Regions from separate parts of the Homo sapiens genome. Here regions 1 and 2 are each linked to region 3. The links are chromatin loops, found by intact Hi-C in ENCODE. Cell type or tissue: mammary epithelial cell. All regions are shown on one strand.

The links. Peaks named below come from ENCODE experiments on the same cell type or tissue, not always from the same donor. Only the 100,000 strongest peaks of a DNase experiment are listed, where the experiment ranks them.
Region 1: a loop joins it to region 3, with 8 times the contacts of the local background. A loop is called at or near these places in 3 of 110 quality-filtered maps.
Region 2: a loop joins it to region 3, with 9 times the contacts of the local background. A loop is called at or near these places in 3 of 110 quality-filtered maps.

Annotation. Positions count from the first base shown.
Region 1 is chr1:8,983,701-8,991,700 of GRCh38, forward strand. No RefSeq gene overlaps it. Among named protein-coding and RNA genes, the nearest start is that of SLC2A7, 39 kb to the right of the region's middle. RefSeq lists enhancers at 2,450-2,951, 4,757-5,257. In mammary epithelial cell, a CTCF peak has its summit at 4,528 (motif pointing left); DNase peaks (open chromatin) are centred at 191 and 2,671; H3K27ac peaks cover 730 bases.
Region 2 is chr1:8,855,611-8,863,610 of GRCh38, forward strand. It overlaps ENO1 (enolase 1), which reads right to left. Exons shown (of 12, transcript NM_001428.5): 10 at 7,625-7,733; 11 at 7,277-7,335; 12 at 5,390-5,819. The coding sequence ends at 5,750. Among named protein-coding and RNA genes, the nearest start is that of MIR6728, 7.0 kb to the right of the region's middle. RefSeq lists an enhancer at 6,920-7,214. In mammary epithelial cell, CTCF peaks have their summits at 3,987 (motif pointing right) and 7,027 (motif pointing right); a DNase peak (open chromatin) is centred at 2,751.
Region 3 is chr1:9,097,737-9,105,736 of GRCh38, forward strand. GPR157 (G protein-coupled receptor 157) reads right to left here. Exons shown (of 4, transcript NM_024980.5): 3 at 7,750-7,944; 4 at 2,569-6,898. The coding sequence ends at 6,683. Among named protein-coding and RNA genes, the nearest start is that of GPR157, 27 kb to the right of the region's middle. RefSeq lists an enhancer at 6,363-7,339. In mammary epithelial cell, a CTCF peak has its summit at 4,018 (motif pointing left); no DNase peak of the experiment used is centred here.

The DNA.
Region 1 (8,000 bases), 110 kb before region 3:
ATACTTAGCATTGTGTTACAGCTGCTTACAGCCTTCAGTAGAGTAACATGCTGTGAAGCTTTGTAACCCAGGAGCAGTTACACTGCTCCACAGTGTGGCCACACCACAGAGCCTAGTGTGGGTAGGCTATGCCATGTGGGTCTGTGCAAGTACACCCTACGGTGTTCACACAATGACTCATGACACGTTTCTTGGCACATATCCCTATTGTTTACTGACACATGACTGTATAATGTCAAGGAGACACAACACATAGTAAAGGTAATTAATAAGAAAAACACCGAGCAGGGGCAAGTGGCTCACGCCTGTAATCCCAGCACTTTGGGAGGCCAAGGTGGGAGGATCACTTCAGCCCGGGAGTTCAAGACCAGCCTGGGCAACTTGGTGAGACTCTGTACCAAAAATACAAAAATTAGCTGGCTGTGGTGGCAGGCACCTGTAGTCCCAGCTACTTGGGAGACTGAGGTAGGAGAATCACTTGAGCCTGGAAGGTTGAGGCTGCAGTGAGCCGAGATCACACTTCTGCCTGGGCTACATAGTGAGACCCAGTCTCCAAAAAAGAAAGAAAGAGAGGGAGGGGGAGGGAGAGAGAGAGAGAGAAAGAAGGAAGGAAGGAGAAAGAAAGAAAAAGAAAGAAAGAGAGGGAGGGAGGGGGGAGAGAGAAGGAAGGAAGGAGAAAGAAAGAAAAAGAAAGGAAGGAAGAAAAGAAAGAAAAAAGAGAAAGAAAAGGAAGGAAGGAGAAAGAAAGAGAGAAAGCAAGCAAGCAAGAAAAGAAAGACATGAAATTAAGTGTAGTGGTGATATCAATTATGAGGAGGGATGGAAGAGAACTCAGTCTTTAACGACTTACTGCAGAAGGTGGGTGGTGATACATGGGTATTTATTACTCTTTATTACCTTTATTACTATTTATCCCTTTAAAATAAAAATCTGATTACATCATTTTCCTACTTCAAAACTTCCGGTGTTTCTCATGACACTTTTTTAAAAAATTAATCTTTTATTCAATGTTATAGGTAGTATTAAAAAGTGTGCTATAATCTCTCTTTTTTTTTTTTTCTGAGACAGTCTCACTCTGTTGCCCAGGCTGGAGTGCAGTGGCGTGATCTTGGCCCATTGCAACTTCCACCTCCCAGGTTCAAGCAATTCTTGTGTGTCAGCCTCCCGAGTAGCTGGGATTCCAGGCATGCACCACCACGCCTGGCTAATTTTTGTATTTTTAGTAGAGACGGGGTTTCACCACGTTGGCCAGGCTGGTCTCGAACTCCTGACCTCAGGTGATCCACCTGCCTCGGCCTCCCAAAGTGCTGGGATTAGAGGCGTGAGCCACCACACTTGGCCCCCATTACACCTTGAAGGAATTCCGAAGCCCTAGCTGTGGTCTGCCTCCCTGGCCCTGGCCGCTTTCTGGGCATCATCTGTCTCTGCCCTCCCTTTTCTCACCGAGCTCTGGTTGCAGCGTTCCTCAGAGACACCAAATGTGTTCCGGCCACAGGGCCTTTGCACATGCCGTTCTCTGCACTGAACATGGGGCATGGATCTCTCCTCCTCCTTGTTGTGCTTCTTTACTCACCTCACAAAGGCCACCAGGCCATCTTCTGTTTTACCCCAGGGATGACAATGAGCTTGAGAGGATGGCTTCTTTGCCCTTGTGCCCTGAGCTGTGAGCCCAGAGCTCAGCCAACTGCTCCCACTGTGCTCCTATTCAGGGAGGGCTCGCCTATGGAAGCGGCTGCACAGTGGCTCTAGAAAGAATATGTCCTGTAGGAGGGAAGGGCTGCCCTCTGGGTGGAATCATGGTGGTCTCCAGAAATCTCCTCCACTGGATTCCTGGGCTGGAGGAGCCACGTGCTCCCTGCAGCCACCTAGGGCCACCGGGAGATTCTGGTCTGAGGCAGGAGTGCAGCTGCAAATGCAGAAAGCAAGGCTGGGGTGTCTGGGATGAAGCAGGCCGGAACTGGGCTCAGCACCGAGCTAGCTCTTGGGATGTTTTATTTACCAGGGTCATTCACATTTATGTTGTCCTTCAAAAGATCCTGAAAGTTCTTGGGCATGGTGGCTCATGCCTGTAATCCTAGCACTTTAGGAGGCCATGACAGGAGGACTGCTTGAGCCCAGGAGTTCAAGACCACCTTGGGCAACATAACAAGACCTTGTCTTTACAATAATGAACATAAAAATAAATTTAAATAAACATTCCTGAAAATTCCCATGGATCTCAGCCTGTCTTGAGTCTCTCAGCAACACCATGAGCGGGGAACTCTGATTGCCAAGGTACAGGTAGAGAAACTGGGGCCCAGCTTTCATTAGCAACAGAGCCAGGATTTGAACTCAGGTCTCAGACTCTAAGCCAGTCATCTTTCCATCATTCTATGACTCTTCCCTTTGCGATGAAGGAGGGGGACCCAGGCAATACTCCCATATGACTAATGGATCCAGAAAAATCATTACTTTCAGAACCTACAAAAAAACTTTGAGGACAAAAAGCGTGGGTTTCTGAAGCACCTTCAGCCCTGAGCAATCCCAGCACTTTGGGAGCAGTGAGCAAGCTGTCATTTTCCCTGCGCTTCTCGCAGACCTGGAAGCACAATTGTTCCAACAGTGACAGTTTACAGGGTGTTCATTGGCACTCACTGTGGTTCTCACGGAGGAATGGCAGGCTTGGCGCTCAGCCTGGGAGAGTCTGCTTTCTGGAAAGGCAAATAGGAGCCAGGAAGCTGCTGGTTGGACTGAATCATGCAATGAGAATTTCCTGGGGCTGGGCATGGTGGCTCACGCTCGTAATCCCAGCACTTTGGGAGGCCGAGGCAGTAGGACCGCTTGAGCCCAGGAGTTTGAGACCAGCCTGGGCAACATAGCAAGACCCTGTCTCTACAAAAAATAAACAATTAGCTGGGCATGGTGCTGCACACCTGTGGTCCCAGCTACTCCGGAGGCTGGGGTGGGAGAATCGCTTGAGCCCTGGAGGCAGAGGTTGCAGTGAGCTGAGATTGCACCACTGCACTCCAGCCTGGGCAACAGAGCAAGACCCTGCCACAGACAAACAAACAAAGAGTTTCCTGAGGCCCTACTGTGGCAGACACCCCTCCTGCAGGTCAGGGTTGGGCGGGAGGCAGGTGGTCCCTGTTGCTGCCATGTGAGTCCCTCCAGGTGTGCCTGCTGGGGGTGGGTCCCACCTTGGGCAGCAAAAAGGGTGAGTCAAGGGGGACGAGCAGGTATCTCCCAGATGCAGAGGTTCAAACAGGATCGGAGAGAGGTCGGGAGGCCAGGGCAGGTGGAGCAACAGGAAGTGAGCGAAGGGCTGTTTTTTTTTTTTTTTTTGAGGTAGGATCTCACTCTGCCTCCCTCGCTGGGGTGCAGTGGTGTGATCACAGCTCACTGCCGCCCCGACCTCCTGTGCTCAAGCAATCCCCCTGCCTCAGCCTCCCGAGCAGCTGGGACCACAGGTGCACAACACCACGCTTGGCTAATTTTTGTATTTTTCGTAAAGACAGGATCTTGCTATGTTGCCCAAGCTGGTCTGGAACTCCTGGGCTCAAGGATTCCTCCCACCTCGGCCTCCCAAAGTGCTGGGATTATAGGCATGAGCCACCATGCCTGGACCTGAATTTTGTTTAAAAACTAAAACTAAGGAGCTGGGCATGGTGGCTCACCCCTGTAACCACAGCACTTTGGGAGGCTGAGGTGGGCGGATAACGTTAGGTCAGGAGTTTGAGACCAGACTGGCCAACACGGTGAAGCCCCATCTCCACTAAAAATACAAGAATCAGCTGGGCGTGGTAGCGCGTGCCTCTAATCCCAGCTACATGGGAGGCTGAGGCAGGAGAATTGCTTGAACCCGGGAGGTGGAGGCTGCAGTGAGCTGAGATCGCCCCACTGTACTCCAGCCTGGGTGACAGAGCGAGACTCTGACTCAAAAAACAAACAAACAAACAACAACAACAACAAAACTAAAACTAAAAAAAAAATCCAAGAAGAAATAAAAGGCCTTCCAGTGCTATTACTTTTGGGCTAACATTCACTTTATAAACTACATTGTTGAGGCCAATTTTGTTTTCTACAAACCTCCTAGAAGCTGGAGAGCACGCGTGGGCCCCCAGCCACAACGGGGCATCCTCTCCCAGGGACAGCAGAAAGAATCGTGTTCTTTAAACAGCCACAAAACCACGTTGTCAGTGGGAAGGAAGTCACTGAGCAACTGCTCCCGAGGGGCAGAAGCTGGGAAGACCCTAGTGGGGCCTGGGATCTTGATGTTCTAATATTGGTTCCTGTAAATTCATGTTGCTCAGTACAAGTTTTGAGAAACAAAACATCCTTCCTTAGACACAGCCCGTTAGCTGTTACATGGTGCTGGCCGTGGGTGTTCCTCTCACCAGTGCCAGAAATTCTCTGAAAGACCTTCTGTGTTGGTGTCATTTTGTAAACAAAAACAAAAAAACCCCCAAAACCTAAAGCAAGGAAGGTTCTTGAACAGATTGGAGGGGTCAAGCAGAACCAGCAGCCCCGACAGAGGAGGTGCTGCCCTCCAGTGGCGTCTGTGAGGACAGCAGGGGCTGTGCCCAGGAGACCTCAGAAATCATCCAGTCCACCCCCTCCCATTTTTAATATTGGTAAACTGAGGTACAGAAGATCTATAGAGGTCTCCAGGTAAGTTAATAGCATATCAAGGACAAAGGGCAGATTGCGTGTCCCTGCACTGTTCCAGTGGGATGTGGGGGGCTCTGGACATGGGGATGTTGGTCCCTGTTTCCTCTATGCACTGCTTAAGGAATTTCCAAGCACCCTCACACCTGAATAATGGGGGTCCCCCACCCCACCCACAGCTGAAGGGACGGTGGGCCAGCAGTCACTCAGGTGCCCCCTCTCAGGCCTCAGTAAGTGATATCTGAATGCCAAGGCCGTGCAGAGGGGACCACGATTGGCACCTGGTCACCCTAAAACTCACACAAGTGTATGCTGGGGAGCAGGTGCTAAGCCCTTCGCAGGAAAGCCGCTGTCCAGGGAGAAGGATGCAGGGCTGGAGAGAAGCAGAGGAGGACCTCTGGGCTTCCGAGGGGGGTCAGCGTGGCGGGGGTGGTGAACGATGACCTGCTGACAACCGCCGGACCGGGCTGTACTTCCTGCCCTTGACTTACACAGAAATTCCCTGCAGGCCTCGGTTGCATTTCTGCTCTTCACAAATACACCGTTCCCAACTAAGACAGCACGCCTTTGATTTTGTTGGAGCCTCAGGGACAGGCTTTGCTATCTCCACGTCCTGACAATGACGCTGGGACAAGACAGTATACCCTGACACAGCCTCTCAGTGGGATGCTGGGACCCAGCTCCAATTCCTGTGCTCTCATCGAGCCCTTGGACCCCTGGAGCTGGCCTATGGGACACGTCAGCAAGAGGTGGAGGGCGGGGTGCATTTTCCAGGTGGCTCCAAGCAGTCTCAGCTCCACCAAGGCAGGACCCAGGGCTGAGTTTGAGGGTGTCAGGACCCCAGCATCTTCCAAACATGGGGCGAATGCCCCCACAGTCTCTGTGTCAGAGCTTCCCACCCTACCCTGACAGCATAATGAGCTCCTGTGGGTGGAGGCTGACAGAGGCCCCGGACGCACCGGGCTCAGGGGTGCTGCTCATGCATTGACCTCTCTTTGAGAGGGGCCCTGAGAGACGCCTGCTTGTGTACGTCTTAGAGGCAAAGATCCAGATGGTCGGGCACGGTGGCTCACACCTGTAATCCTTGGGAGGCCAAGGCAGGTGGATCGCCTGAGCTCAGGAGTTTGAGACCAGCCTGGCCAACATGGTGAAACCCTGTCTCTACTAAAATACAAAAATTAGCTGGGCGTGGTGGCAGGTGCCTATAATCCCAGCTACTCAGGAGGCCGAGGCAGGAGAATCACTTTCACCTTGGAGGCTGAGGTTGCAGTAAGCTATCACACCACTACACTCCAGCCTGGGTGACAGAACAAGACTCTGTCTCCAAAAAACAGGAAAAATCCTTTTTGGCTTATAAGCTTCTCTTTGAAAATAAAAACACTACAGGGAAAGTTAATTGATGAAGCATTATCACTTAATTAAATCAGTGTGAATTAAACAACAGATAGCAAGTAGTTTCATTGTGATGCCTTTCTTTTGGGTTTCAGATGGTGGATTTGATAAGGAGGAAAGGAGTATTAGAGGCAGCTGACTGAGGGAGGCCTGAGGCTGTTGGTTGAGTCACTGTTTCATCTGGGGTAGGCCGGGACTTCCATGTGAAACTAAGTGTTTGCAGAGCCCAGTGGGCTGTGTGGCTGCATCTGAGAACTGCTGGGAGCTGTGGATTTGCTGGGGAATCAGCCCAGCTGTCCCCGGGAGGTTGGTGGGGGCGGAGGAGGGACACAGAGGAGTGTCCCTCCATGTAGGCAATGACATGGGATGTCAAGGTCAGCCAGCTCAGGGACTGTGTGCTCCCTGGGGAGAGGAAGGGCTGGCTCTGGGACCTCTGGGCTCCCTGGGGAGAGGCAGGACTGGCTCTGCGACCTCTGGGAGCCTGAGTGCAATGGTCAACGTGTGGGCCCCCCATCACAGGAAGAGGGAGCCATACTGGGGATTTCTAAGTACCAGCAAGGGTCTCCAGGGCTCTGTAGGCAATTTTTTTTTTTCTTTTTTTTTTGAGACAGAGTTTGGCTCTGTCACCCAGGCTGGGGTACAATGGCACGATCTTGGCTCATTGCAACCTCCGCCTCCCAGGCTCAATCACTTCAGCCTCCAGAGTAGCCGGGACTACAGGCACAGCCCAGGCACCATGCCCAGCTAATTTTTGTATTTTTTGTAGAGACAGGGTTTCACCATGTTACCCAGGCTGGTCTCGAACTCCTGACCTCAAGTTGATCCTCCTGCCTCAGCCTCCCAAAGTGTTGGGATGACAGGCGTAAGCCACGATGCCCAGCCTGTAGGCACTATTAATAAAATAAAAATAGAATGTAAAACCTCAAATCATGGATATAAAAATTAAGCAAAGTTAATCAATATAGCAAAAGAAAAGAAAAATTCAAAAATAGCAAGAACATATAAGAAACAAAGCATACAATAAGATGCAGAAGAACAAACATCAATTGTAAGACATAAGAATGGATTAAACTCTGCTATTCAAGGGCAAATATTCTCAGATGGGATCAAAGAATAAAAAACTAAGACATAGCTAAAACATAAGACAAGCTGGGTGTGGTGGCTCATGCCTGTAATCCCAGCACTTTAGGAGGCTGAGGCAGGAGGATCTGTTGAGGCCAGTAGTTTAAGACCAGCCTGGGCAACATAGTGAGACCCTGTCTCTACAAAAAATGGTAGTGTGTGCCTGTAATCCCAGCTACTCAGGAGGCTGAGGCAGGAGGATGGCTTGAGCATAGGAGTTGGAGGCTGCAGTGAGTCATGACTGCACCACTCCACTCCAGCCTGGGTGGCAGAGTGAGACCCAGTCTCCAAAACAACTACTACAACAATACAAAGCAAAAATAAAAAAGATAAGACAACAGAGAGGTTAATGCAAATGCAACTGTCGCCCAGGCTAGAGTGCAGTGGCACGATCTCAGCTCACTGCAACCTCCACCTCCTGGGTTCAACCAATTCTCCTGCTCAGCCTCCCGAGTAGCTGGAACTACAGGTGCACGCTACCATGTCTGGCTAATTTTTGTATTTTTAGTAGAGAAGGGGTTTCACCATGTTGGCCATGCTGGCCTTGAACTCCTGACCTCAAGTGATCCACTCGCTTCGGCCTCCCAAGGTGCTGGGATTACAGGCGTGAGCCCCTGTGTCCAGCCAACATAAACATTAATGCAGAACCCAAGGCTAAGAGCATTAAAGACAGGTTGAAAGAGCAGAAGTAGCACCTTTGGGATGTGGAGATTTGATCAAATTGGCATTTCAATGGCGCTGAGGATGCCAAGAACACCCAAATCCTAACCTGGGACACCCTTTTCTCCCAGATCTCTGTGAGACACAGCGGCTGCTCTTCGTCCTCCCCAGTTCTCAGTCCA
Region 2 (8,000 bases), 240 kb before region 3:
TTTTGGAAGTGCTGGAAATATTCCCGTTACCCAGGTGTATTTGTTAAAATATGTCACACTGATACGGTTAGGCTTTGTGTCCACACCCAAATCTCATCTTGAATTGTAATCCCCATAATTCCCATAATCCCCACACGTCAAGGGAGAGACCAGATAGAGGTAATTGAATCATGGAGCCGGTTTCCCCCATGCTGTTCTTGTGAGAGTGAGTTCTCATGAGATCTGACGGTTTTAATTTTATTTTTATTTGTTATTATTGTTTTTGAGATGGAGTCTTGCTGTGTCACCCAGGCTGGAGTGCAATGGCACGATCTCGGCTCACAGCAACCTCCGCCTCCCTGGTTAAAGCAATTCTCCTGCCTCAGCCACCCGAGTAGCTGGGATTAGAGGCGCCTGTGCCACCACGCCTGGCTAACTTTTTGTATTTTTAGTAGAGATGGGGTTTCACCATGTTGGTCAGGCTGGTCTTGAATTCCTGATCTCAGGTGATCTGCCCGCCTTGGCCTCCCAAAGTGCTGGAATTACAGGCGTGAGCCACCGCGCCCAGCGAGATCTGACAGTTTTATAAGAGGCTCTTCCCTCTTTGCTTGGCACTTCTCCTTCCTGCCGCCATGTGAAGAAGGTGCCTGTGCCCTTTGCCTTCTGTCATGATTATAAGTTTCCTGAGGCCTCCCCAGCCATGCTCAACTGTGAGTCAATTAAACTTCTTTCCTTTATAAGTTACCCAGTCTTGGGCAGTTCTTTATAGCAGTATGAAAACAGACTAATACACACACCATACGCTCCAAATGGACATCTGTTATTGAATGTCAATGATACCTCAATAAAGTTAGCTAAATAGAAAAGGGAATTGGGAATGGGAAACTCACAGAAGCCCAAGGAGAAGTGTTGGGACCTAGAATCAATTTACATTTTTTTTTTTGAGTAAGGGTCTCACTGTATCGCCCGGGCTGGAGTGCAGTGGCACAATCTCGGCTCACTGCAACCTCCACTTCCCAGGTTCGAGTAATTCTCGTGCCTCAGCCTCCTAAGTAGCTGGGATTACAGGTGCACACCACCACGCCCATCTAATTTTTATATTTTTAGTAAAGACGGGGTTTCGCCATGTTGGCCAGGCTGGTCTGGAATTCCTGGCCTCAAGTGATCCACCCACCTCAGCCTCCCAAAGTGCTGGGATTACAGGCCTAAACACCTTCCTCCCCTTTCCCTATGTCCTGCACCTCTTCTTACCTAAGTGTATCGGCACCTGATTGTCCAGCTGAATCATTTTATTCCGCGTGGGAGCCCGAGTTGGTGTGATCGTTTATAGTACTATGTGTGCTCACCCTTGAGTGGTTGTACTATTGTGTTATTAGCCCCCTTTTATGGATGGAGGAACTGACACACAGTTGTTGGGGGAAAAGCCAGAATCCAGAGTCACACAGCCTGGCTCTGTGTTCTCCGACACTGCTGCCTGCACTGCGGCTGCTATCGGGGAGCAGGTGCTGGGAACCTGCTGCTTAGGGGACAGCTAGTGTGGCTGCATCTACAGGCCCTAGTATGGAACACATTGCTAAGAAGCAGGCTCCTAGCACAGCCCCGTGGACTGTGTTGGTGGCATTCAGAGGCCACCTTCCTGCCTCGGCTGCATTCACTAAAATGAAAATTACCAGGACTTTGTGCTTTTCAGGGAAAGCCTGGCTGCCTCCCACTGTGTCCTTGAAAGCTTGGCGTTCCAGCCCTGCCTGGTTATCACCACCTATGAAATCCATTTACTTGTTACACCAGCGGTTCTCAAGTCTGGCTGCACACTGGAGTCAGCTTTAAAAAATACTGAAGCTTTGGGTTCCACCCTGAGGTTCTGAATTAATTGACCTGGGGTGAGTCCTGATATAGAAGCTTCAGAAGCCTCCCAGGTGATTCTAATGTGGCCAAGTTTCGGAATCATTGCTTTAAACTTTCAACTTACCTTTTTTTTTGAAGACAGAGTCTCGGTTTGCTGCTCAGGCTGCAGTGATCACAGCTCACAACTCCTGGGCTCAAGTGATCTCTCCACCGCAGCCTCCTGAGTAGCTGGGACTACAGGGACCATGTCACCATGCCCAGCTAATTTTTTACTATTTTTTTTTTTCAGCTGGGTGCAGTGGCTCACGCATGTAATCCCAGCACTTTGGGAGACCAAGGAGGGCAGGTCACCTGAGGTCGGGAGTTCAAGACCAGCCTGGCCAACATGGTGAAACCCTGTCTCTACTAAAATTACAAAAATTAGCTGGGAGCGGTGGTACATGCCAGTAATCCCAGCTACTCTGGAGGCTGAGGCACGGGAATCACTTGAATCCAGGAGGTGGAGGTTGCAGTGAGCCAAGATCATGCCACTGCACTCCAGCCTGGATGACAGAGTGAGATGCTGTCTCAGAAAAAACCAAACCAAACCATATATATAGTTTTTTTTCAGCCCAGGCTAACCCCAGACCTATCTTAAATGTTTCACTGAGGATGGCTTTCTCGAAACTTATTCATGTTGCCTGTCCTGCTTCAGACAGGCTCCCCAGGAAAGGACCCAGAGGTCTGCACTTCTGCTGGGCTCACATCTGCCAGTCAATGTCAGGAATGTGCTTTGTTTCTGCTGGGTCAGGAAGTTTAGTCACAGTTGGCTTTCCTTATTTGGGGCCTCTGTGTCTCCAGGGTCAATGTGGTAAACCGCTCAGTCCAGCCTGCAATGGAAATGGCTCCAACCCCAGCCCAGCAGCTTCCTTTCAGGGTGGTGTGGACTGGAAGGGATCCTATCTACCTGTGTTTGCCATCTAACCTCAAGAGTGATAAATGAGGTTCACCTCACAGTCAGGAAATGTTGACATTAAACCAAACTGAAAAATACTCATGCTAACTTGCTGCCTTCGAGTTGAGACAAACAAGATGTAGAACATGCCAGTAACTGTCAGACCCAAGTTCCATGATTTACTTCCCTCCAGGATCAGTTCTCAGACACTGGTCATGAGAACCTGGAAAGGGTTAGTATCTGGGGTTTTATGTGGGATGATTGCATTAAGTTAGGCAGGAGAATGACTTTGTTACTGTCATTATCTGGAGATTAAGTATAGTTTAAGGAAATGCATATGGGTGTAGAGCTGACAAGGGGGGAACCATGATGGCTTTGATATATCAACTTGACGATTCCCCAGTTATTCAATCAAATACTAATCTAGGTATTACTGTGAAGCTATTTTGCAGCGGTAATTAAAGCTACTAATAAGTAGACGTTAAGGAATTATCCTAATTACTCTAGATCTGCCCAACTCCATAAGCGAGGTGTTTTTTTGTTTTTTGAGAGTCTTCCTCCATCACCCAGGCTGGAGTGCAGTGGCGTGATCTCAGCTCACTGCAACCTTCACCTCCTGGGTTCAAGCAATTCTCCTGTCTCAGCCTCCTGAGTAGCTATGACCACAGGCACACGCCACCACTCCCGGCTAATTTTTTGGTATTTTTAGTAGAGACTGGGTTTCGCCATCTGGGCCAGGCTGGTCACAAACTCCTGACCTCAGGTGATCCACCCACCTCAGCTTCCTAAAGTGCTGAGATTACAGGTGCAAGCCACTGCACCCAGCTAGTGAGGTGGTCTTAAAAACCGAGGTTTCAAGACAGAAATTTCACCTGTGAAATGACAGCTTCACCCAAGCCCCTGGAGTTCCAGCCTGCTGCTGGCCATTGTCCCTTCCCACTGGCAGCCCTGTGAATTTCAGACGTGCTTATCCAGGCCCCACAATCAGAGGCCAGTTATTACTTTTGAGAAAGGCTCTCACTGTGTCACCCAGACTGGAGTGCAGTGGTGCGATTTTGGCTTATGGCAGCCTTGACCTCTGGGGCTCAAGCAATCCTCTGGCCTCAGCCTGCTGAGTAGCTGGGACCATAGCTACGCCGACATGCTTGGCTAACTTTACCTCTCCTTATTGGTTCTGCTTCTCAGGTTAAATCCTGACATTAACAATGAACAAGAATGTCCACAAGAGGGCTCCCCAGCTCCCTGACTGTGCATTGGAACGCGCAACTCAAGATACTTCTTTTAGGGAGAAAAATCAAGTAATAGAATATGGGACCTCTTAAGGTGCAGATGGCAACCACAGTTTCTCATCTCTTTATTTTTTTTGAGACGGAGTCTCACTCTTGCCCAGGGTGAAGTGCAGTGGTGTGATCTTGGCTCACTGCAACCTCCACGTCCTGGGTTCAAACGATTCTCATGCCTCAGCCTCCTGAGCAGCTGGGGTTACAGGCGCATGCCACCAAGCCCAGCTAATTTTTTATTTTTTTTCGAGATGGAGTCTTGCGCTGTCACCCAGGCTGGAGTGCAGTGGCGCAATCTTGGCTCACTGCAACCTCCGCCTCCTGGGTTCAAGTGATTCTCCTGCCTCAGCCTCCTGAGTAGCTGGGACTACAGGTGCCTGCCACCACGCCTGGCTAATTTTTGTATTTTTAGTAGAGATGGGGTTTCAACATATTGGCCAGGCTGGTCTCAAACTCCTGACCTTGTAATCCACCAGCCTCAGCCTCCCAAAGTGCTGGGATTAGAGGCATGAGCCACCGCACCCGGCCTCATTTTTGTATTTTTAGTACAGGCGGGGTTTTGCCATATTGGCCAGGCTGGTCTTGAACTTCTGACCTCAGATGATCCGCCTGCCCTGGCCTCCCAAAGTGCTGGGATTATAGGCATGAGCCACTACAACTCGCTTCATCTCTCACTTTTTAATAAACGTATTCTTCACACCCCGTGTTCAGCATTACCCTAGAACAGTACTTGCTGCAACATTCAAGTTTTCCATCTGCTTAATCCAATGCAGTGGGCAGCAGCTACAAATGGCAGCTACCGGACACATGAAACCTGAAGCTTGAGAAACCGAGGAGTGGAATTCATTCATTTAAATCGGGTCCTGAGGTCTTCTTGATGCCCTTCTGCCTTCCTGCCCAGAGCTCCCATTTAATCCTTCTTTCACCTGCTTTCCCCAGGAAGAGACCCTGGGAAGAGAACATCTCTTCCCAGGATGGTCACCTTTACCCTGAAGTCCTTCTGGTCTGAATATGGCTGTGTAACCTAGTAGCTACCATCCTTAAGATTATCTACAAATAGGCCTGCATTTGAAGTTTCTTCCAAACAAGGTGTCCAAACAAAGTCTCGCTCTGCCTTCCAGCTTAGACTCTGTTTTGACCCCACTATCCTGGAGGGACCGTGTATGTCTCTTCTCTTGCCTTTGCCTCTGGTTCCCTTCCCAAGGACCCAGGAAAATGACCCCAATGGATCCTCATCCTTTTCTGTTACGACACCAAACCTTGGTTCTCAAAGGCCGACACCCTTTCGCCAGGGGCCCCTGAACACTAAGGACAGACCCAGATTGTTCCAGACATACACAGGCACACGGAGTATTCTCATGGGTCACTGAGGCTTTTTATTTTGAGCACAAAACCACCGGGGATCTAGCCTGTGGCCACCCCGGAGATGACACGAGGCTCACATGACTCTAGACACTTGGTGGAAAGTGAGGCGAGAAAAACAATGACTTGGGCCAATTACACGACTGCAAAGCTAGAGCTGCCAACAGGGCTCCAGGGAGCTTGGCTTCTGTAGAAGTTCTAAGGAAGCGGTACGAACTCCACGGCGGTGGGGCGCTAACTAGCAGGGACCCCTGCAAGTGTTGGTCGGGGGCCTCGAGCTGCCTGAGCTGACACGAGGGGAGGGGTCTGTGTAGCCAACAGGTGACCGAAGGGCTTGCCTGCCCACAGCTTACTTGGCCAAGGGGTTTCTGAAGTTCCTGCCGGCAAACTTAGCCTTGCTGCCCAGCTCCTCTTCAATTCTTGGGAAGGAGAAAGGTAAAGAGATGGGGAGGAAAAAAGAAAAGTCAGACCTCAAGTTTTAAGTTTTCCCATCCTAGATGTGGTCAAAGACACAGCCCCACTCCTGGGAAGTTGAGAACACAGAACTCTCCAGTTTGTCCACCTTCTTTAAACCCTCTAAACTTGTGCTTCTCTGAGAAGCCAGATATAGAAAAGTATTTAGTTCTCCTCATCCCAACTCACCATGCTAGGTGCCCTCCACCCACCGCCCCTTCTCTTCCTCTCCTCTCCCCGTCAGTGTTGCAGAGGAGCAAAGTAAAATGTCAGCATTGCCATTTCTTGGAATATAAAAATTCTAATGCTTTTGTTTTTTAAAAAATATTGAAGGGACAACAAATAAATGGCATGGGGAGAAAAGGAGAGTGACCTTATTAAAAGACAAAATGTGTGAGCTGTTTGGATCTTGATGTTAAAAAAAAAAAAAAAAAAAAAGGCCAACACATTTTGGGGCCAGGCACAGTGGGAGGATCACCCGAGGTCAGCTTGACCAATATGGTGAAACCCCGTCTCTATTAAAAATACAAAACAATTAGCCAGGCATGGTGGTGGGCACCTGTAATCCCAGCTACTCGGGAGGCTCAGACAGGAGAATTGCTTGAATCTGGGAGGCAGAGGTTGCAGTGAGCCAAGACTGAGCCACTGCACTCCAGCCTGGGCGACAGAGTGAGATCCCTCTCAAAAAAATAAAAATAAAATTCCCCAGCAAAAAAAGAATGGGAGTTTGAGGCTGCAGTGAGCTATGACTGCCCCACTGCACTCCAGCCTGAGTGACATGGCAAGACCCTGTCTCAAACAAACAAAACAACAAAAAAGCCCTGCGTCTACTGTTCACCTGCTTTTTTGTATATGTTTGAAAATTTCCAGGATACAGTTTGAATGAAGGGGTAATATGGGAGAACTTAGCGGGGTGGCGGGCGGGGGGACAAGTCTCCTGGTGTTCAGGGGCTTCCCAAGGACACAGACAGGAAAGGGAGACCAGAACAGCCCCACAGCGCTCACAAGTGGAAACCCAGCCATGTGCCCTTCGGCCTTTTCTTCCTCCCTCCCAGCCCTGGCTCCACATCCACAAACAGGGGTTAAATGCGCTGAAACAGATCATATGAAGGAGCTCTCTGAAAGCTCTAAGAAAGTCATGCATCAGCTGTCAAAGGGGGTCCCATTCTTTCTCACCAGAAGAGGGCAGCACTGTGTGGAACAGGCTCCTGCCTCTGGTGGCGCTGCAGTGGGTGGGTAGGGGGAGTCTAGGCCTAACTCTGTCCTGACCTAAGCCTGCTCAGGGCCTGGCTGTCTGCACTGTGCACCTGCACCTGTACATGTTCCCAGAGCCAGGAGCTCCTGGGGGAGGGCAGTGCCTACACTGAGTGCAGGCCCCCACCTAGTGAACCACAGGCCCCTTGTTCTCAGGAGCCCTCCTTACCTGAGGAGCTGGTTGTACTTGGCCAAGCGCTCAGATCGGCAAGGGGCACCAGTCTTGATCTAGGAGAAAAGAAAGGCCATTTGCTTACAGCGGACAAGCTTTGCAGGCATTTCTGGCAGGGAGAGGGTGTGGTGTCAGAGAGAGAATTTCTAGAGGATCTGATGCTAGGAAAGTGGGGGCCACAACATACAGGCAGGGCGCTCATGCCCCCATTCTGTTCAGCCTCAGAAACAAGAGCACTGACTCAGGGGACATGAGCAAAACGGGGACAGACATGGAGCCTCACTGGTTTTGGGTCTTCCTAGGAAGTTGAGGTCAGAGAAGAAAGGAGGAGACGCTCATTCTTACCTGCCCAGTGCACAGCCCCACAACCAGGTCAGCGATGAAGGTATCTTCAGTCTCCCCCGAACGATGAGACACCATGACGCCCCAACCATTGGCCTGGGCCAGCTTGCACCTGGAAGCCAAGGAACAACCCAGATGGCATGATCCCATTTTCTGGTTCCATAACCCCCAATGCCATTACCCCTCGGTGCCAGCAGGAAAGCAGTGGAGGGGCTGTTAATGGCTAAAGCCCTCCATGCCTGGGCTTTGTCAAGAGCACAGAGGAGAACCCTCACCCTCCCCTGAACTCTTCCACCCCCAGGACCTTCTTAGCCCTCCTGTCATAGTTGAAACACTGGGTTCAGCCTCCCTTGATGGGAGAAAGATTAGTGTTCTCTGA
Region 3 (8,000 bases):
CCTGCTAGTGAAACTGCCACTGCAAAATTATGACTGAGACGGTGAAAGAGATCTGACCTAACCAACTCCATCTTCCTTCTGACCTCCAAGCTGTTCTTGTTCATTCCTGGGCATGGGCTGAACTAATCTGGGGAGGAACTTAGTTTATAGTTTAGAAAAAAGAAGATAGCAGCCCTTTTCTCAAGGTAGATCCCCTTCTTGTTAGCCAAAAGATTAGAAAGTATGGTTTAGCAGTCATGCAGCTGAGGATTCAAGATTCTGACCCTCCCCAAATTGCTCCTAGGCATAACATCACTATTGTAAAACCTAAGGTCAGTGCCTGAGATATTTTGCAGGCCCTGCACTTGATGGATCAGCTGGCACCAAATCGATAAACTGGCCCATCTCATCTTGTGGCCCTCACCCAGGAACTGACTCAGCACAAGAGGACAGCTTCAACTCCCTATGATTTAATCTCTGACCCAGCCAATCAGCACTCCCGACTCACTGGCCCCTCCCCACCCACCAAATTATCTTTAAAAACTCGATCCCCAAATGCTCTGGGAGACCGATTGGAATAATAATAAAACTCTGGTCTCCCACACAGCTGGCTCTGTGTGAATCGCTCTTTCTCTGTTGCAATTCCCCTGTCTTGATAAATCGGCTCTGTCTAGGCAGCGGGCAAGGTGAACCCACTGGGCGGTTACACTAGGGCCCTGCAATAGGAGTGCCTTTCACTTCCCTGGTAAGCACCAGCTTTGTCCTGTGTACAGGCAGTGCCAACTCCATGGGCCTGTGACCCGTGCAGTTTCCAGGATCCTGCCCGCAGAAGGGCAACTTCATATCTGGCCTGGCACAGGGTAAGCACTCAGGAAACGCCAGCTATTAGCTAGTGACAACGTCCTGACCCCACCACATCTGGCAAATCCTTTTCCTCGTGGAGCCTGGATTCTGGACTCTCCTCCCACAGGTGAGTAATTGTTACTAGACACGCATGCTTCATTCAGAAAGTGGTCCACCTTGCCCCCAAAGCTTCCCCTGCTGGAGCTTTTCCTATGTGCAAGGCCTAAGCCTCAGCTGCATGCTGGGCTGACCCTTGGATACAGCCTGACTCTGTGCCAGGAGCCTGGCAGGCTCTGGGGAAAATGCCTGGTAGAGTGGTCCCTGGAACGTATGGTTTCTGCAGAGACTGTGGCATCCCAAAGACCCGCTTAGAAGTCTATGGGAGCAGAAGGAGGTGACCCTGTGGGGTGTGAGCTGCATATAGGCAGAAGCAGGAGGTCAGGCAAGAGGGAACGGTGTGGAGTGGTGTGGAGCAGTGTGGAACACGGAGCCTGGATTCTGAATGCATGCTGCATTTGCTGGGGTGAGGAAGGCGAAGAGAACTCCGGAGAAGAGGTCAGGGAAGAGGTGAAAAAAGGTCACTGAGGGGAGACAGATGGAAAGGGAAAGGCGCATGGCAGTTGATGAGTGGAGGGTCACAGGAGAGGGCCTCAAGGGGATGCTTCCATTTTCTCCCAGGTAAGCACATAGCATCAAGTTTAGAGATGCAAAGACAAAGGCAGGAGAGAATAGTTAACAAACCTCAGGGTGGTCGCGTCGAAGTAGCAGGACCAGGCCTGCTATTTTAATATTACTTAAGTTTGTGTATGTTGTACCTTAATAACCAAATTCAAGATGCCACTTCTAGGGGCTATTCAATGCAGTTTGTGTTGTTGTTTTGTTTGTTTTTTGAGACTTGCTCTGTCACCCAGGCTGGAGTGCAGTGACGTGATCTCGGCTCACTTCGATCTCTGCCTCCCGGGTTCAAGCCATTCTCCTCAATGCAGTTTTAACTGCACAAAATCCAGACAGTGGAAGAAAGTTTAGGAGCTTTTGGCAGCAAAATTCCCAAGGCGGAGCAGTTTCAAGAAAACTATGACCGGAGGTGGGGCTGCATGGCCAGTGCAGATCTGCAAGTCACGCAGCAAGGCAGCCAGCTCCAGTAGATGCGTTTGGAAGGCTGCTCCCTTCCAAGAAGAGACCCTGTGTCCCAGCAGTCCCTGACCACCAGGAGGCCTGCAGATGCAGCTGCGGCGGGTCACCCTGTGTGTGATACAACCATGCATGAAGGGTGAAGGGGTCAGCAGCTCAGCCCTGGAGCATCTCTCTTAATCAAGTTCAGCCCCAAGTCATGGGTGCTTGGAACTTGGACCTGTTGACCCTCATCGGCTCTATCTAGGCAGCAGGCAAGGTGAACCCACTGGGCGGTTACACTAGGGTCCTGCTATAGGAGTGCCTTTCATTCCCCTGGTAAGCACCAACTTTGTGGACAAAGCCCAGGAATCTGTATTCTAAAACCCTCTCCCTATCTCTCCACCCCCATGATCTTTATTAGGTCAACTCAGGGGAAGCTGGCTATGCCAACAGGGCGGCTGCCTCTTTAGCTAATTTGCCAAGAGAGAAGGGCAGAGCTGTCTTCTCCAGGTCTCAGCCTCATGGTAGGCTCTGGAACCACAGCAACACAGGCCAATGCGAGCCACCTGTCCTGCAACCGCCCCCTCCCCACCCTGCACAACACATCAGGAGGCAATCACTTTACCAAACACATAGGAGAAAAATAATTTATTTATTTAATTTAAAACAGCAAGACTTCAGCTTCCACCCAGTCAGGGCTTGCATTACAATTTTGCAGGTGCAAAAACTCACACTTTTGATGCCACAACTAGAAGTTTGTAAAAACTATTTTTCTTGTCGTGGACACGTGAAGAGTTCTGTTTGCACCCTCAGCCTGGGCCAAATAATCATCTTTATTTAAAAACAAAACAGAACAAACAAACCAAAAAACCCTCAAAAGCACAAAGAGGCAGAAAGCGGCTGGTAAACCTGGTTAAAAGACCAAAGTTCAGAAAGTGCATGGGAGAGGGACGCTGAGCTGCGGACACCGTTCCGGCTGCAGTACGTGTTATGGCTGAGGTTACACTTGGGTGACTCAGGGATGCAGGCAGATGAACATTAACCACACTAACAGAGGAGAAAGAAGCCCACTGGGGCTGTGCAAAGTGTCCAAGGAGCACAGCCCCTTTTGCCCTGATCAGATGTAACAGCCCCTCGCTTGAGATCTGACTGGGCAACATGGCAAAACCTTGTCTCTACAAAAAGTCAAAATTTAGCCAGGCCTGTGGTCCCAGCTTCTCAGGGAGCTGAGGTGGGAGGATCGCTTGAGCCTGGGAGGTGGAGGCTGCAGTGAGCCATGATTGCATCACTGCACTCCAGACTGGGTATGATGCTCCAGACAGCAAAACCCTGCCTCACAAAAATAAATAAACTAAAAAGAAGTAACAGCCCCTCCTGGACTTGTTTTATTTTTTGAGATGGAGTCTTGCTCTGTCACCCAGGCTGGAGTGCAGTGGTGCAGTCTCGGCTCACTGCAACCTCTGCCTTCTGGGTTCAAGCAATTCTCCTGCCTCAGCCTCCTGAGTAGCTGGCACTACAGGCACACGAAACCACATCCAACTATTTTTTTTTTTTTTGTATATTTAGTAGAAACAGGGTTTCACCATGTTGGCCAGGCTGGTCTCAAACTCCTGACCTCAGGTGATCTGCCCACCTTGGTCTCCCAAAGTGCTGGGATTACAGGCGTGAGCCACTGCGCCTGGCCCCCTCCTGGACTTTTAGGATGTGACTTCCTTCCCATCCAGCCTTTCTGTCTGAGCACTACCCACCCAGCTAGACTGACTTGGTAACTGGATCTAAGAAGGAGGCGATATTGCTGTTTTCGAGGTCGATGGGCCAGGGGCCTGGGCTAAGGCACTTAGACAAGCCCCTGCCCTGCCCACCTGGTCACCACCATTCACAGTGATCACTCATCTGTGGCAAGAGGTGGGCAGCGGAGGAAGCTGACTAGAGATACCTGATGTATAACTTTTTGGAGGTTTTTACAAAAGCAGATACAGTGGCCAGTGGCATCAAAGAAATGGAATGAGAACTTGAGCCCAGGCACCCGGAGCAGGTATTTTCTGAGCCCTCAGCTCCCTCTACAGGCCTTTCCTGACCACAGCCAGTCCATCTGGGGAGCCATGTCTCAGCTCTGGCTTGGGTACAGCAGGGAGGGCTCCAGAGGCCCCTGCTGAGCAGGGTTGATCCTAACACTATTCCTCTGTGGCCTATATTGTCTTTTCTCTTTTACCTGTTAATCATGTTCTCTTTTGCAGCAAGCAAATTCCTGAATTTTCGCTCCCTTCTAGAAGCTCAAGTGAGGGTCTTTACCAGAGACATACCCAGAGATTTGCTGTAACGTCTTCAGGGGAATCCAGAATTCACTTACAGAGGCTATTTCTGCCAAGTGGCTTTCCCTGGAGCAGCCCAGAGCTCTCTTTCAATCCTAAGGGGATGTCTGTCTCACTAATTTCCATCAAGAAATCTGTTTTCTTGGACAGGCACAGTGGCTCATGCCTGCAATCGAAGCATTTTGGGAGGCTGAGGTGGGTGGATCACCTGAGGTCAGGAGTTCGAGACCAGCCTGGCCAACATGGTGAAAACCCGTCTCTACTGAAAATACAAAAAATTAGCCGAGCATGGTGGCGCATGCCTGTAATCCCAGCAGCTTGGGATTGGGAAGCAGGAGAATCGCTTGAACCTGGGAGGCGGTGGTTGCAGTGAGTCAAAATTGCACCACTGCACTCCAGCCTGGGCAATAGAGTGAGACTCCATCTCAAAAAAAAAAAAAAAAAAAAAGAAAGCGACAAAAAGAAATCCATTTTCACAGGAAACCAAAAATGAGCATTTTGGACTCAGTCTGCTAAATGATTATTCCTTTCCTGATACAGATTTTGGTTTTGAGAGTCAAACAGGGATCGGCAGCACAGCGTGACTTCGGTTTTGATTCAGAACCATTTTACTAGGCTCAGAAAATCATGCTTTGTCGAGTTCTGATGGATTCCAAGGGAAATCACCTATCAGGTAAAGCTGTACTTTCTCTCACCAAGACCCTGGAGGTAGCATTTCCACTTCCATTCTTTGCCGATGGCTCCTGTGACTGAACACAGAAGCTGTTTTCTGAAATAAGACGAAAGCGTTTGTGGAAGACCCACAGAATAAAAATAGAGATACAGGTGCTTACTTTCAATTCTTTTCTTTTAAATGTAAATAATCGCTCCATGCTCCATGCCGCCACTTACCTCAGCTGAATACAAAACAGCTGAATCCTTTTGAATCCTTTGTTTTTTTCTTTTTTTGAGACAGGGTCCTGCTGTTGCCCAGGCTGGAGTGGCAGTGGTGCCATCCCAGTTCAATGAAGCCTCAAATCCCTGGGCTCAAGGGATCCTCCCGTCTCAGCCTCCTGAGTAGTAGGGACTACAGGCACGCACCACCACATCAGCTCCGGGCGACAGAATGAGGCTCCTTTTTTAAAAAAAAAAAAAAAAAAAAACTGACTCTGAAGCTTAAAACCTTCACCTTTAGGAAGAAATCGTATTTGTTTGTTTGAGACCGAGTTTCACTCTTGTTGCCCAGGCTGGAGTGCAATGGTGTGGTCTTGGCTCACCGCAACCTCCGCCTCCCAGGTTCAAGAGATTCTCCTGCCTCAGCCTCCCAAAGACCTGGGATTACAGACGTGCATCACCATGCCTGGCTAATTTTTGTATTTTTAGTAGAGACAGGGTTTCACCATGTTGGCCAGGCTGGTCTTGAACTCCTGACCTCAGGTGATCTGCCTGCCTTGGCCTCCCAAAGTGCTAGGGTTACAGGTGTGAGCCACTGTGCCCGGCCTGAGGAATCGTATTTGGATTACTCATCTCTCCGGCCACTTTACTTACAAAAAACTAAACTAAGAAGTAAATAAGCCAGAACCCCTCCCTACTCATCCCCTTTGGTCTCCCCAAGAAGAGGAGGATTCTAAGAAAGGAGCTGGAGAGACAGTGGGGTCTTCGGGGGTTCCCTGAGACGCCTCTTCCTGCCCTTGTTCCAGCTTTGGAATTGGAAGGAGGGAACCTGTGTCTGAAGTGATTGACAGGTGGGGACAGGAGTGTGGATTCTGGCCTGTGCTTGACACTCAAACCCAAGCTACGGCAAGGGTTAGCAGCCCATGGAGGGAGAGGCCAGGAGGCCCGGGGAGACTGCTGTCCCTGAGCAGCTGCGCCGGGCTGTGCTTGCCCCTGGTGGTCACCATGCAACCTCAGGGGAACCTTCAACCTGGTGAATGGCAACTGGTTCCTCTGTTGAGCAAAGTCTCCAAGGAAAGCCGGGTTCTCCAGAGAATCTTAACACCCTGACCAGCCGGGAATCTGCTCCATGATGTGTGGATGGGGACACATCTCTGAGGGCCCCTGACAGCTTATTTAATCACACAGAGGATAGGTGCACAGATGTGGGTCCCTCAGATTGTAAACAGTGCTGTGTGGTCCTCAGGACATCAAGGTCCACTGGGTGGGGGCACTGTGGCCACAGCTGTGGGCCACCGGCTTCCCGAATCTCACTGCTACCCTTATGCAGATGAACGCCCACCCGTGGGCCAGGACGCTGGTACCGGTGGAACTTGCTGCCTGAGGATCTAGGAGGTAGAAGAAGCTGAGTTGGCAGCTGCTCTCCCAATGGAGCCGAGAGCATCAATAGCGGGGGCTTCTGGTGCAGCAGACATGCACTTCTGCCCCTGCAGCAGGGACTCACAGAAGTGCCTACCCCCAGGAAGGCAGCACCTATGCACAGAACTAGAAAGGACAAAAGCTCAGGTGCTTGGAAGTTCCCCTGGGGTCCCTTGGGATTCCTGAGATTCTCCTGGCTTGGAAGGCGCGGGAGCCTTGGGAGTGCCAGCCGGGCTCTTGGTGGGAGGCTGAGAAGAGCAGCAGCAGCAACAGAGAGAGAAGAGCCGAGTTCGGACGGCGCGGGTGCAGAGGACGAACATGATGCAGTTGGCACCTCCCTGAAACGTGTTCCCGATACCCTGTCGGGAGAAAAGGAGCTGTGAGCATGGGGCTGGAGTTGGTCTCAGAAACACACGCGCTGTTGCAATTAAGAGAAACGGCTAGGCTGGGTGCGGTGGCTCACACCTGTAATCCCAGCCCTTTGGGAGGCTGAGGTGGGCGGATCACTTGAGGTCAGGAGTTGAAGATCAGCCTGGCCAACAAGGTGAAACCCTGTCTCTACTGAAAATACAAAAATTAGCTGGGCATGGTGGTGGGCGCCTGTAGTCCCAGCGACACGGAGGCTGAGGCAGGAGAATCGCTTGAACCCAGGAGGCGGAAGTTGCAGTGAGCCGAGATCCCACCACTGCACTCCAACCTGGGTGACAAAGCCAGACTCTGTCCCCGCACCCCCCCCCAAAAAAGAGAAATGGCTGAGAAACACACACACACACACACACACACACACACACACATGCATACACACATGCATACATGCACACACATGGGGTAGCTGGGAAGTGCTGTGTACCCCAGAACCTCCCCCCATCCTCCCCGCCATGGCTGATCTGGGATGACCTTGGCAATGGGCCTTCAGCAGGGCTCCAGGTCTTCTTGGCTGGGAAGGACCCAAGATCAGTCAACTCTCCTAGGGCTACTCCTAGGTCACTGGTGAGCACCTCACCACCCCGGACCACACTGATCCCACTCTGCCTTCTCTCTTCAAGGTCCTGTCTCAGGCAGAGAGGAAGGCACAGCACAGTGGGGCCGAGCTCCTCCCTGCAGCTGTGCCTTGGCCGACACTGGGGTGCAGCCACTGTGCTGCGGGAAGGAATCAGGCTGTGCCTCCTCTGGGGGCAGGGACGACAAGGGCCAGGGAGGGCAGACCTACATGCAGAACCACCAGCACCGGCGTCTGCACGGCCGGGGAGCCACAGAGGGTCAGCACGAACCGCACGGTGCTCCAGACCCTGAGGCCGATGAAGATGAGCGGGATGAGCACCAGCTTCTTGTCCGCCATGGAGGAGTGGCGCAGCAGGCGGTGCTCCTGGGAGAGGATGGGCCGGTACTCAGAGAGTGCCGTGTGCTGTGTGGGGACAGCGAGGGCAGACTTGAGTGGATAGGCACCCTCCCGCCACGTCC